Linked DNA regions of Homo sapiens: region 1 is linked to region 2. The links are chromatin loops, found by intact Hi-C in ENCODE. Cell type or tissue: mammary epithelial cell. All regions are shown on one strand. Each heading gives the region's core, and the rest is flanking DNA. Links, peaks and the distances in the headings are about the cores only. Region 1 overlaps LOC105369844 (a long non-coding RNA gene). Region 2 overlaps LOC105369844 (a long non-coding RNA gene).

The links. A loop is a pair of places that touch in the nucleus more often than their neighbours do. Peaks named below come from ENCODE experiments on the same cell type or tissue, not always from the same donor. Only the 100,000 strongest peaks of a DNase experiment are listed, where the experiment ranks them.
Region 1: a loop joins it to region 2, with 2.1 times the contacts of the local background. A loop is called at or near these places in 1 of 110 quality-filtered maps.

Annotation. Positions count from the first base shown.
Region 1 is chr12:75,770,375-75,775,762 of GRCh38, reverse strand. All of the region lies in intron 1 of LOC105369844 (a long non-coding RNA gene), which reads left to right. It overlaps LOC105369846 (a long non-coding RNA gene), which reads left to right. Exons shown (of 5, transcript XR_001749217.2): 5 at 1,801-3,071. Among named protein-coding and RNA genes, the nearest start is that of PHLDA1-AS1, 260 kb to the left of the region's middle. In mammary epithelial cell, for the core only: no CTCF peak of the experiment used is centred there; no DNase peak of the experiment used is centred there.
Region 2 is chr12:75,681,683-75,687,070 of GRCh38, reverse strand. The region is part of intron 6 of LOC105369844 (a long non-coding RNA gene); the gene reads left to right. Among named protein-coding and RNA genes, the nearest start is that of KRR1, 170 kb to the right of the region's middle. In mammary epithelial cell, for the core only: no CTCF peak of the experiment used is centred there; a DNase peak (open chromatin) is centred at 2,190; H3K27ac peaks cover 2,422 bases.

The DNA of each region.
Region 1 (5,388 bases), core at 306-5,305, 89 kb before region 2:
TGAAAAACCCTAGTGCAGGGGCTAAGAGTTTTGTTGATAGACCCAGACCAACTGGGTTTCACTTCATAACTGGTGACATTCTGAAAATTACTTAATCTCTATTCTTCAATTCCCTATCTGTAAAATGAGATAATAACAGTACTTTCCTTATAGAATTTTTATGAGGATTAAATGAGTTTCTAGATGTAAGGTCTTTAAACAGTGCCCAGCATATGGTCAACATCATGTGAATATTTGTTACTTTTGGCAAAACAGCAGAGGGTATATTAAGAATGATCAGAACAATAGAATCTCTGCACAGTATGTTTTTGAGGGGAACTTGACTAAAAACCACCTTGAAAGGAATTAATCCATATAGATGAACTAATTTCATGCAATCCATAAGATAGTGGAATCCATGTGATGTACTGTGTGACACTGTCATTACTCTCTGATGGTTTCTTTGTGCCAGTATTGTGCCATGCTGTTGAAAGGGAAGAAGAAATGTCAGCGCACAGTCCTAATACACCATATATGCTTGGGTGGTATTTGAGATTAGTTAGTAATCATTTTGGAAGATTCATAGAAGATCAAAGGGGTGTCAATTCCTTATGTGGATATGGAGCTGTGGATATGAGACTAAAGGAAAGACAAATGGAAATACAATTGAAAATTACTCTGCTGGGTGCAGTGGCTCATGCCTGTAATCTGAGCACTTTTGGAGGCCGAGGCAGGAGGACTGCTTGAAGCCAGGAGTTTGAGACCAGCCTGGGCAATAAAGTGAGACCCCCCCTACACAGAAAGAATAGTAATAATACTTAGCTGGGCACAGTAGCATGCATCTGTAATCCCAGCTACTTGGGAGGCTGAGATGGGAGGATCTCTTGAGCCCAGGAGTTTGAGGCTGCAGTGAGCTTTGACAGCCAATTGGGCAATAGAGGGAGGCCCTGTCTCTGAAAAAGAAAAAAAAGAAATCACTCACTTGGCAGGGCTATTGGTATTTGTAAGAAGTGGAGGTAATTGACCTTTAAGATAATAAAGATAAAACTAAAAAATGGGACTCTGACCTTGAAAAACCTTGAAAACCAAAGGTGGCGATATTTGTAGACAGAGCCAACAAATTATCATATGATTGATTCTCCCATTAATTGTAGAGTTCAAGCTGCCTAAAAGGGACATTTAAGTACATATGACAAATTATAGGTATTCAGCAGGGAAAAGAGGCCTGAATTGGCTGAATTGACCTGTCTGAATACTATGCCCAGAATTATGTTTAATCTTGTGGTTTTAATTTGCATAAGAGTCTGAAAATATCTCTGCTAAGCTTGGTTAAATAGTCCTTGACCTTGAGGTTTTTATTTTATGCTCTGGATAGTTTCAGCAGCCAGGGGACCCACTCTGGCTTTTCCCTATTTTAGATTCTTTCTCTCAGAATGAAAGTTTTAATTAAGACGATGTTTAACATTAGAGGCTGTGAAACTCAGGAAGGCAATTTCACAAGGCCTCTAGAGACCAAATTTAAAGTCACAGTTTTAGGAGCCTGTGATAAGTGCCCATTCACTCTAAATATTTGTGAACATAGCAGAAGATATTTACAGTATTATTGAGATCCTCTGAGCTTCCAGGAAATGCACCTTTATGTGATATACTCACTTTTAAGCTCAAAGGGCTGCAGTTTACCTAGTTCTGGTACAGTCTCATCAGGAAAGGGAACAAGCTACCCTTCTTGAATGCCTAATATATGCATAATCAGACACTGTGCAAGATATTTTAAAATCATTTTAAATGATATTTTAATATATTTAAAATGATTCTTTCTAGTTTGTAGATAATAAAACAAAGGTTCAAAGAAGTCAAGTTGTTTGCTCAAGATCACACAGCTGGTAAGTTGTGGTGCCCAAATCTGGATCTAGGTCTGTCTCTAAAGCCCTTTCTACTTTATCTATTTGTCTCCTGAGCCATTAGCACATAAAATACAGTTCTCAAGCACTACCACCACCCAAGGAGTCGCTACAAGGGAAATTGAGGTGGGCCATGTCTAGGGCTGGGGATCTGCATTTCTGTCTTTTTCTGACATTTTAAAATAGGGGGATTCCAAATTTTGCACCATATCACCATTGCCTTGTCACTAACCATAATACATTTACCATCTGAAGGAGGCAAGAAATATCTGTGAGTCACAAAAAAGAACAATGGGCTGATGCATATCCTATAGGTTCTACCTTCAAAATATATCCAGAATCTGATGACTTCTGCCCATCGCCTATACTAACACACTGGTTAAGTCACCATCATTCTTGTCTGGGGGATTGTAGCAGCTTCCCAGCTGGTTTTCCTGTTTCTACTCTCACGTCCTTAGAGAACGTTCTCCTCGTAGCATCTAGAGTGCTCCGTTAAAAAGGTAAATCTGGTTATGTCACTCCTTGCTCACCATCCTCCAGTGGCCCAGACTGCATTTAGAATAAAATCCAAGCAACTTTGCATTACCTTCAAGTTTTAATGTTGAAGTTTAATGTTCCTCCTCCCCACTTCTCAAGCCCTTCTCTGTCCCAGCCTCTTTGTACTTGCCGTAGTTTGTACCACCTGATGTTCTTCCCAGGGCTTTTTGCTGGTGAAGGAGATCAGAATATGTCCCCCCAAAATATGCCTTTTTGACATAGGAATTAGTTTGAGCTGAAGGCAATTAAGAAGTAGCAAACACAAGAACATTTCTCTCAACCCTCCCCCTTTCTGCCTAAAGGCAGGATCTAAATTCTCCTTTCCTAGGTCTGACTCCAGACTCTTACCAACCCAGAGACAGCACCAGAGGAATCTGCCAACAACTCTTACTCCACTAGTTTACCCCATATGTTTACCTTCCCATAGTTCCCTGCCCTTGGAAACCTAAAACTGCTTTCCTTTGTTCTGTCATTTCTCTACACATTTATTATTATTCTTTGTTCCGTCATTTCTCTACACATTTATTATTATTCTTTGTTAAAAATGCTATAAAAGTCGAGTCCTGAAAGGTTATGGACTCGTCTGTCTCTGGGTACTCACATGTGTCACATGCATGATTTGCATGTTAATAAACTCCTGTGTGTTTCTATTTTTTTTTTTTAGATGGAGTTTTGATCTTTTCGCCCAGGCTGGGGTGCAGTGGCGCAGTCATTGCTCACTGCAACCTCCACCTCCCAGATTCAAGGGATTCTCCTGCCACAGCCTCCTAAATAGCTGGAATTGCAGGCACCTGCCACCACGCCCGGTTAATTTTTGTATTTTTTAGTAGAGACGGGGTTTCACCATATTGGCCAGGCTGGTCTCGAACTCCTGACCTCAGGTGACCCACCTGCCTCGGCCTCCCAAAGTGCTGAGATTATAGGCGTGAGCCACTGTGTCCGGCCGTCTCTCTTGTTAATCTGTCTATTGTAACAGGGGCCTTAGCCAAGAACCTAGAAGGATAGAAAAGGAAGATTTTTTCTTCCTCTCCTTTACACCCAGCGCTGGTAGCCTTCTCTCATCGTTCAGTTCCAGTTCAAAGGTCAGTCCTGCAGCGATAACTTTCCTCCTGGTCAGCCTAAATAAAAGTCTTACATCCCAACCCCCACCCACCTGTGAGACACACACTCCCTGTCGTGACACCTTGTTTTCTTTAAAGCATTTATCACCAACTCACACTTTCTCCTTTATATGTGTGTTTATCAGGCCGGGAGCAGTGGCTCGTGCCTGTAATCCCAGCACTTTGGGAGGCCGAGGCAGGAGGATCACAAGGTTAGGAGACTGAGATCATCCTGGCTAACACGGTGAAACCCTGTCTCTACTAAAAATACAAAAAAAATCAGCCGGGTGTGGTGGCGGGCGCCTGTAGTCCCAGCTACTTGGGTGGCTGAGGCAGGAGAATGGCGTGAACCCCGGAGGTGGAGCTTGCAGTGAGCCAAGATCGCACCACTGCACTCCAGCCTGGGCGACAGAGCAAGACTCCATCTCAAAAAACAACAACAACAAAAATACAACAACAACCTCACAAAAACTATATATGTGTTTATCATCTACTTCCACCCTCTAAGAAGTTAAAGATTTTGTCTTTATTACTGTTATAACCCCAGAGTCTAGAAAAAGTGCCTGGTTAGTATAACTTAAGAAATATTCATTAATATTGAAAAGAACACTGAGCTGGGAGTCCTGAGACCTGTATTTAACTCTGGCTCCACTACTGATTTGTTTGCAGGGGATGCTGGACAAGTTAACCTTCTAGGCTCTCAGTTTGTCTCTTCATCCACAGATTAGATTAAATGACTTCTACAACCCAGTCCTAGTCCCAAAACGCTGATTCTGACATCCTGACTCACAGTGGGGGCCTGGGAATGGAGTTCGTTGACTCTTTTTGTTGTTGTTGACCCCAAAGGAGGTGTTACACTAAATGAGAAATGCTGCAAGCCTCAGTCATCCCTATTGACAAAGAGATTTTGTTTAATGATGTTAATAATGAAATTTTTAGTTAGTGCCCTGAAGGTGAGTTATGTGTATAGGAAAAGCTACTCAGAGGTTTTCTTTGGTCATAGAAATTAATATTCAGGCCAGGCGTGATGACTCATGCCTGTCATCTCAGCACTTTGGGAGGCTGAGGCAAATGGATCACCTGAGGTCAGGAGTTTGAGACTAGCCTGGCCAACACGGTAAAACACCATCTCTACTAAAAATACAAAAATTAGCTGGTATGGTGGCACATGCCTGTAATCACAGCTACCTGGGATGCTGAGACAGGAGAATCACTTGAACCTGGGAGTGGAGGTTGCAGTGAGCCAAGATTGCACCATTGCACCCCAGCCTGGGCAACAAGAGCGAAACTCCATCTTAAAAAAAAAAAATTCAATTTAACAGAATTATAATTAAAAACATCTAGTTCTACCGGCTTTTAACTCAGTCCAAAAATTTTATTGTGTTTTACATGTCTGGTGCATTTTAACAACTACTTTGATGGGTTTTTTGAATGATACTTAGTCCCATTTAAAATCTGGTTATTTAAATGCCTTTAAACATTTTAAATTATGTTTCTTTATTTTATTTTATTTTTTGAGACAGGGTCTTGCTCTGTTGCCCAGGTTGGAATGCAGTGGCATGATCATGGTTCACTGCCACCTTGACCTCCTGGGTTTAAAGTGATCCTCTTGCCTCAGCCTTCTGAGTAGCTGGCACAACAGGCATGTGCCACCATGCCTGGCTCATTTTTTAAAATTTTTTTGTGAAGATAGGATTTTGCCATGTTGCCCAGGCTGGTCTCCAACTCCTGTGCACAAGTGATTCTCCCCTTCAACCTTCCAAAGCGCCGAGTTTACAGATGTAAGCCACCACGCCCAGCCTCTACATTTTATTGATTTGAAACCTTCTAAAAAACTTTAACTGGCTATCAGAGTTTTCTGTATACTTTAA
Region 2 (5,388 bases), core at 232-5,231:
ATACTGTAAGCTACTCTGTAAAACATAGGTACCAAGAAGTGTGATAGGAAGGGTAACGGCCCAGAAGCTAGGTTGCCAGTAGCTAGTCCCATTCATACTGATAATTATCTACTTTTTCTCTATTGTCTTCTTATCAAACAAAATAAAACATAAGATAAGAAGGTTACACAGAATGTTGTTTTGAGATTCCTTTTAGACTTTATCTTTTAAAATTATTATTATTATACTTTAAGTTTTGGGATACATGTGCAGTACGTGCAGGTTTGTTAGATAGGCATACACATGCCATGGTGGTTTGATGCACCCATCAACCCGTCACCTACATTAGGTATTTCTCTTAATGCTATCCCTCCCCTAGCTCCCCACCCCATGACAGGCCCTGGTGTGTGATGTTCCCCTCCCTGTGTCCATGTGTTCTCATTGTTCAACTTCCGCTTATGAGTGAGAACATGCAGTGTTTGGTTTTCTGTTCTTGTGTTAGTTTGCTGAGAATGATGGTTTCCAGCTTCATCCATGTCCCTGCAAAGGACATGAACTCATCCTTTTTTATGATGCATAGTATTCCATGGTATATATGTTCCACATTTTGTTTATGCAGTCTATCATTGATAGGCATTTGCGCTGGTTCCAAGTCTTTGCTATTGTGAACAGTGCTGCAATAAACACATGTGCATGTGTCTTTACAGTACAATGATTTATAATCCTTTGGGTATGTGCCCAGTAATGGGATTGCTGGGTCAAATGGTATTTCTGGTTCTAGATCCTTGGGGAATTGCCACACTGTCTTCCACAATGGTTGAACTAATTTACACTCCTACCAACAGTGTAAAAGCATTCCTATTTTTCCACACCCTCTCCAGCATCTGTTGTTTCCTGACTTTTTAATGATCACCATTCTAACTGGTGTGAGATGGTATCTCATTATGGTTTTGATTTGCATTTCTCTAATGACCAGTGATGACAGCCTTTATCATTCTAGGAAATGAAATGAGTACTATATTCTGTACATAATCCTATTAAATTTCTTAAAGAATTTGTTGCCATTTAATCCATCCTTGCGTTTCATGGGTTGCTGTAGTTCAGTGGCTGTTGTAGGGAATTTGTCTCCCTTCTTTTTCTATCCCAGTTATTTTGTGATTTTTTCCAGATGTGCATGTTCTCCATTGATATATCTATGCATTGTCTTAGAAAGTTTAAAATCTACCCAGGAATCTATACTAGCTAAAAGCTCTTTGAGTGTCCCTTCACAGCTATACAAGATGTTTTTAGTAATTGTGTTCTGTAGAGCTCAGCAGCTGTTATGTTACCCGAGTATTTTTTTTTCTTTCTTGGCTTTTAAGTTGATGTTTGGAAGTCTATTCCCAAGTGCTCAGCCTAAAGGAGAGACAGTTTTCTGTTCCCCCTGCTAATGCTAAACACACAAATAAACAAAACAGAACAAAACAAAATTCCAATTAAACAGTCTGGGAGATTCTAGTTGAATGGTGGATATTAGCATCTTTCAAAGCTAGACCACCTGTGCCTAGACAATTTGTGGCTTTCTATTCTTATGTAATACAAGGAATAGATGTCTGGCAAAACAAAAAAGAATTTAGAAAGTAGGGATGAAACATGATTCCTTTTCAGGGAGGAAAATCACTTCATTCAAGTACCAGCTTAGTTTCATTGCTGCATTTGAACCTCCAAGGAGAGAAATGTGGAGCAGTTGATCCACAGTTGTACCTTCCATTGTTGGTTTATTAAATGGGCTCTTTTGTGCGTGTGTGCAATTTCATTCAGACCGTTAATCACTACTTGGAGTATTCTTAGCTTTCTACAAATTGACAAACATAGCTGTAGGGAAATCTATGTGGAAATTCTGTTTTTCAGAGGTTTGGCAGTTTCTCTTTAATGAGTCCTCAGGGTATCTCAGGTTTCACTAATTTGTGTTTAATTAGATTGGAAAAATTCGGGCAGTAAGCGACAAGAACCTTCTGCCCCATAAGTTGGAGAAAACCATCACTCAGGCACTCAACAAAACCCCTTCCAAATACATGATGTAATACATTCACTCCAGAACAGGGTATGAGCCCTAAAGGATGATTCAGACATAGAAACAAAAGTTGCTGTTAGAAGATAAAAAGAATTATCAGTGGATGTGTTTTTGCTTGCCGCTTTGACATTGCTGTGGCAGGCAAGAGCAAAGGAAGAAATGATGCCCTGAGCTGATGAAAACAAATTCCAGAAGCATTTATGACCAAGTTGTGGTTAGAGGAACAGAATGAAACATAATTTTTCAAAGTTTCCAGAAGGGCTTGTGCATGCTGAAACATAACCAGAAACAATATAACATGCTACAGGAGGAATCAGTGATAAAAGTGACATTCCCCACATAGACCTAGTTATTTACAAAGAGCTGTAAGAACGAAGGGCTCTGAAGCCTTTAAGATGAACAATGTTGTAACAGGAAAGGGGTCCTGATTCAGACCGCCAGAGAGGGTTCTTGGATGTTGCATAAGAAAGAATTCAGGGAGAGCCCATAGAGTAAAGTGAAAGCAAGTTTATTAAGAAAGTAGAGGAATAAAAGAATGGCTACTCCATAGACAGAACAGCCCCGAGGGCTGCTGGGTGCCCATTTTTATGGTTATTTCTGGATGATATGATAAACAAGGGGTGGATTATTCATGCCTCCCCTTTTTAGACCATATAGGGTAACTTCCTGTCATTGCCATGGCATTTGTAAGCTGTCATGGCACTGGTGGGAGTGTAGCAGTGAGGACAACCAGAGGTCACTCTCGTGGCCATCTTGGTTTTGGTGGGTTTTGGCTGGCTTCTTTACTGCAAACTGTTTTATCAGCAACGTCTTTATGACCTATATCTTGTGCTGACCTCCTAACTCATCCTATGACTTAGAATGCCTTAACCTTCTGGGAACGCAGCCCAGTAGGCCTCAGCCTTATTTTACACAGCTCCTATTCCAGATGGAGTTGCTCTGGTTCACATGCCTCTGACAATGTCATATATAGAGTCAGTACAGCTTCAGGATTAAAAAGCTAGACTCCAGAGTCAGACAGACATGGCTGATATCAAATCTTGCTTCCACTGATCTTGCCCAACTCACTTGACAATTTTGTGCCACAATTTTCTCGTTAGTGAAATGGAATAATGATTAGCCCTTTATCATAGCATCAATTTGAGGAATTAGGAAATGCTTGTAAGACATTGGTAAGTATTCACTAGTGTGTGTTAACAAATGATGTCTATTATTGCTATTGTTATTAACAAGATATTCTGGCTGTGGACTCCATGTAGTTCCAGAACATTTGGTCACAGACTGAACATGTCCAAAACTGTAGTCTGTTAAAGCCTAGACTTGGGTTAGAAATTGCATTTTCCAAAGAATTTAAACATTGCAGGTTGTACTTTCCAAAGATGGCTGCTACAATAGTTCCTATCCCACATGCTATGTGATAATGTGACCTTGCCACTCCTTCCATGAGGAGGTGGGGTTTATGTTTTCTCCCCTTTGAAACTGGGTAGGCTTGTGACTACTTCAACCAATAGAGTATGGTAGAAGTGACACTATGCGACTTCAGAGGCCAGGTCCAAAAATGCTTTCATTTGTTGCACTGAAATACTCCTTCTGGGAGTCCTGTCTGATTCCCCTGGGGCTGCCATGTTATGAAGAAGCCAACCCACACAGAGAAGCCACAGATGGGTGCTCCGCTTGGCAGTCTTAACCTTTGAGCCTTTTCCTCTCAAACACCAGATATGAGTAAGTCTTCAGATAATTCCAGCTCCAGCCATTGATGATTAGTCTTCTCATCTGAGACCCCAGACCTCATGGCAGAGAGAAGCCAGCCCTAATGTCTCCTTTCCAATTCCCAATAAATCCTTGAACATAATAAATTCTTGTTTGAAGCCACTAAGCTTTTGGGTAATTTGTTACATAGCAAAGAATACCTGGGATAGAAATTCTCCCTGGTCTGGCCAGTTCTCCCATCTATGGATTTTCCAACTTTTCTCAATCAAGTAATTAGCATTTACCATGGCCTTTTAATGCAAGTCACTGTGCTAGAACAGGGATAAGCCAACATAGTTAAACAGAAATATACACAAGGATAAAGAATACTTAGGAATCCTATGGTAAGAACTGTGTAGCATAGAGTAGTGCAGGCAGGACTATGGTGTAAACTTAAAAGAGGCTGAGACAATCTGGGAAGGCTTCATGGTAAAGAGGCTTGCATAGGGCCTTGGATAAGTGGTACTCGGATAAATAGAAAAGGGAGAAAATGAATTCCTGGCAAAAGTGTGAAAAAATGTTTTGGAAAAAAAAAAGATTTAGGCATTGCCTCTTATAATTAATCTGTTAAAGTCATATTTGTCTTGCAAAATAATATTTACAAGAAAGAATGCTTTTAGATATATTTCTAATTCTAAGAGAATTTACTTAGTACTTTATAGAGGTTGAGTTATGTCAGTGGTGTCTTAAATTGGACTAATTTCCATAGGATTGATCAGCAAACTTTGCCTCCTATGTAAACATAATTTACAACTTTATTAGAACACACAGAATTTTCTTTCCTTTTTTTTTTTTGAAATGGCGTCTCGCTCTGTCGCCCAGGCTGGAGTGCAGTGGTGTGATCTCAGCTCACTGCAAGCTCTGCCTCCTGGGTTCACACCATTCTCCTGCCTCAGCCTCCTGAGCAGCTGGGACCACACTTTTTTTTTATTATTATATTTTAAGTTCTGGGGTACATGTGCAGAACGTGCAGGTTTGTTAGATAGGCATACACGTGCCATGGTGGTTTGCTGAACCCATCACCCGTCATCTACATTAGGTATTTATCCTGATGCTATCCCTCCCCTAGCCCCCAACCCCCAGACAGGCCCCAGTGTGTGATGTTCCTCTCCCTGTGTCCATGTGTTCTCATTGTTCAACTCCCACTTATGAGTGAGAACATGTGGTGTTTGGTTTTCTGTTCCTGTGTTAGTCTGCTGAGAATGTTGGTTTCCAGCTTCATCCATGTCCCTGCAAAGGACATGAACTCATCCTTTTTTATGGCTGCATAGTATTCCATGGTGTATATGTGCCATGTTTTCTTTATGCAGTCTATCATTGATGGGCATTTGGGTTGGTTCCAAGTCTTTGCTATTGTGAACCATGCTGCAATAAACATATATGTGCATGTTTCTTTACAGTAGAACGGTTTATAATCCTTTGGGTATGTACCCAGTAATGGGATTGCTGCATCAAATGGTATTTCTGGTTCTAGATCCTTGAGGAATTGCCACACTGTCTTCCACAATGGTTGAACTAATTTACACTCCCACCAACAGTGTAAAAGCATTCCTATTTCTCCACATCCTCTCCAGCATCTGCTATTTCCTGACTTTTTAATGATCACC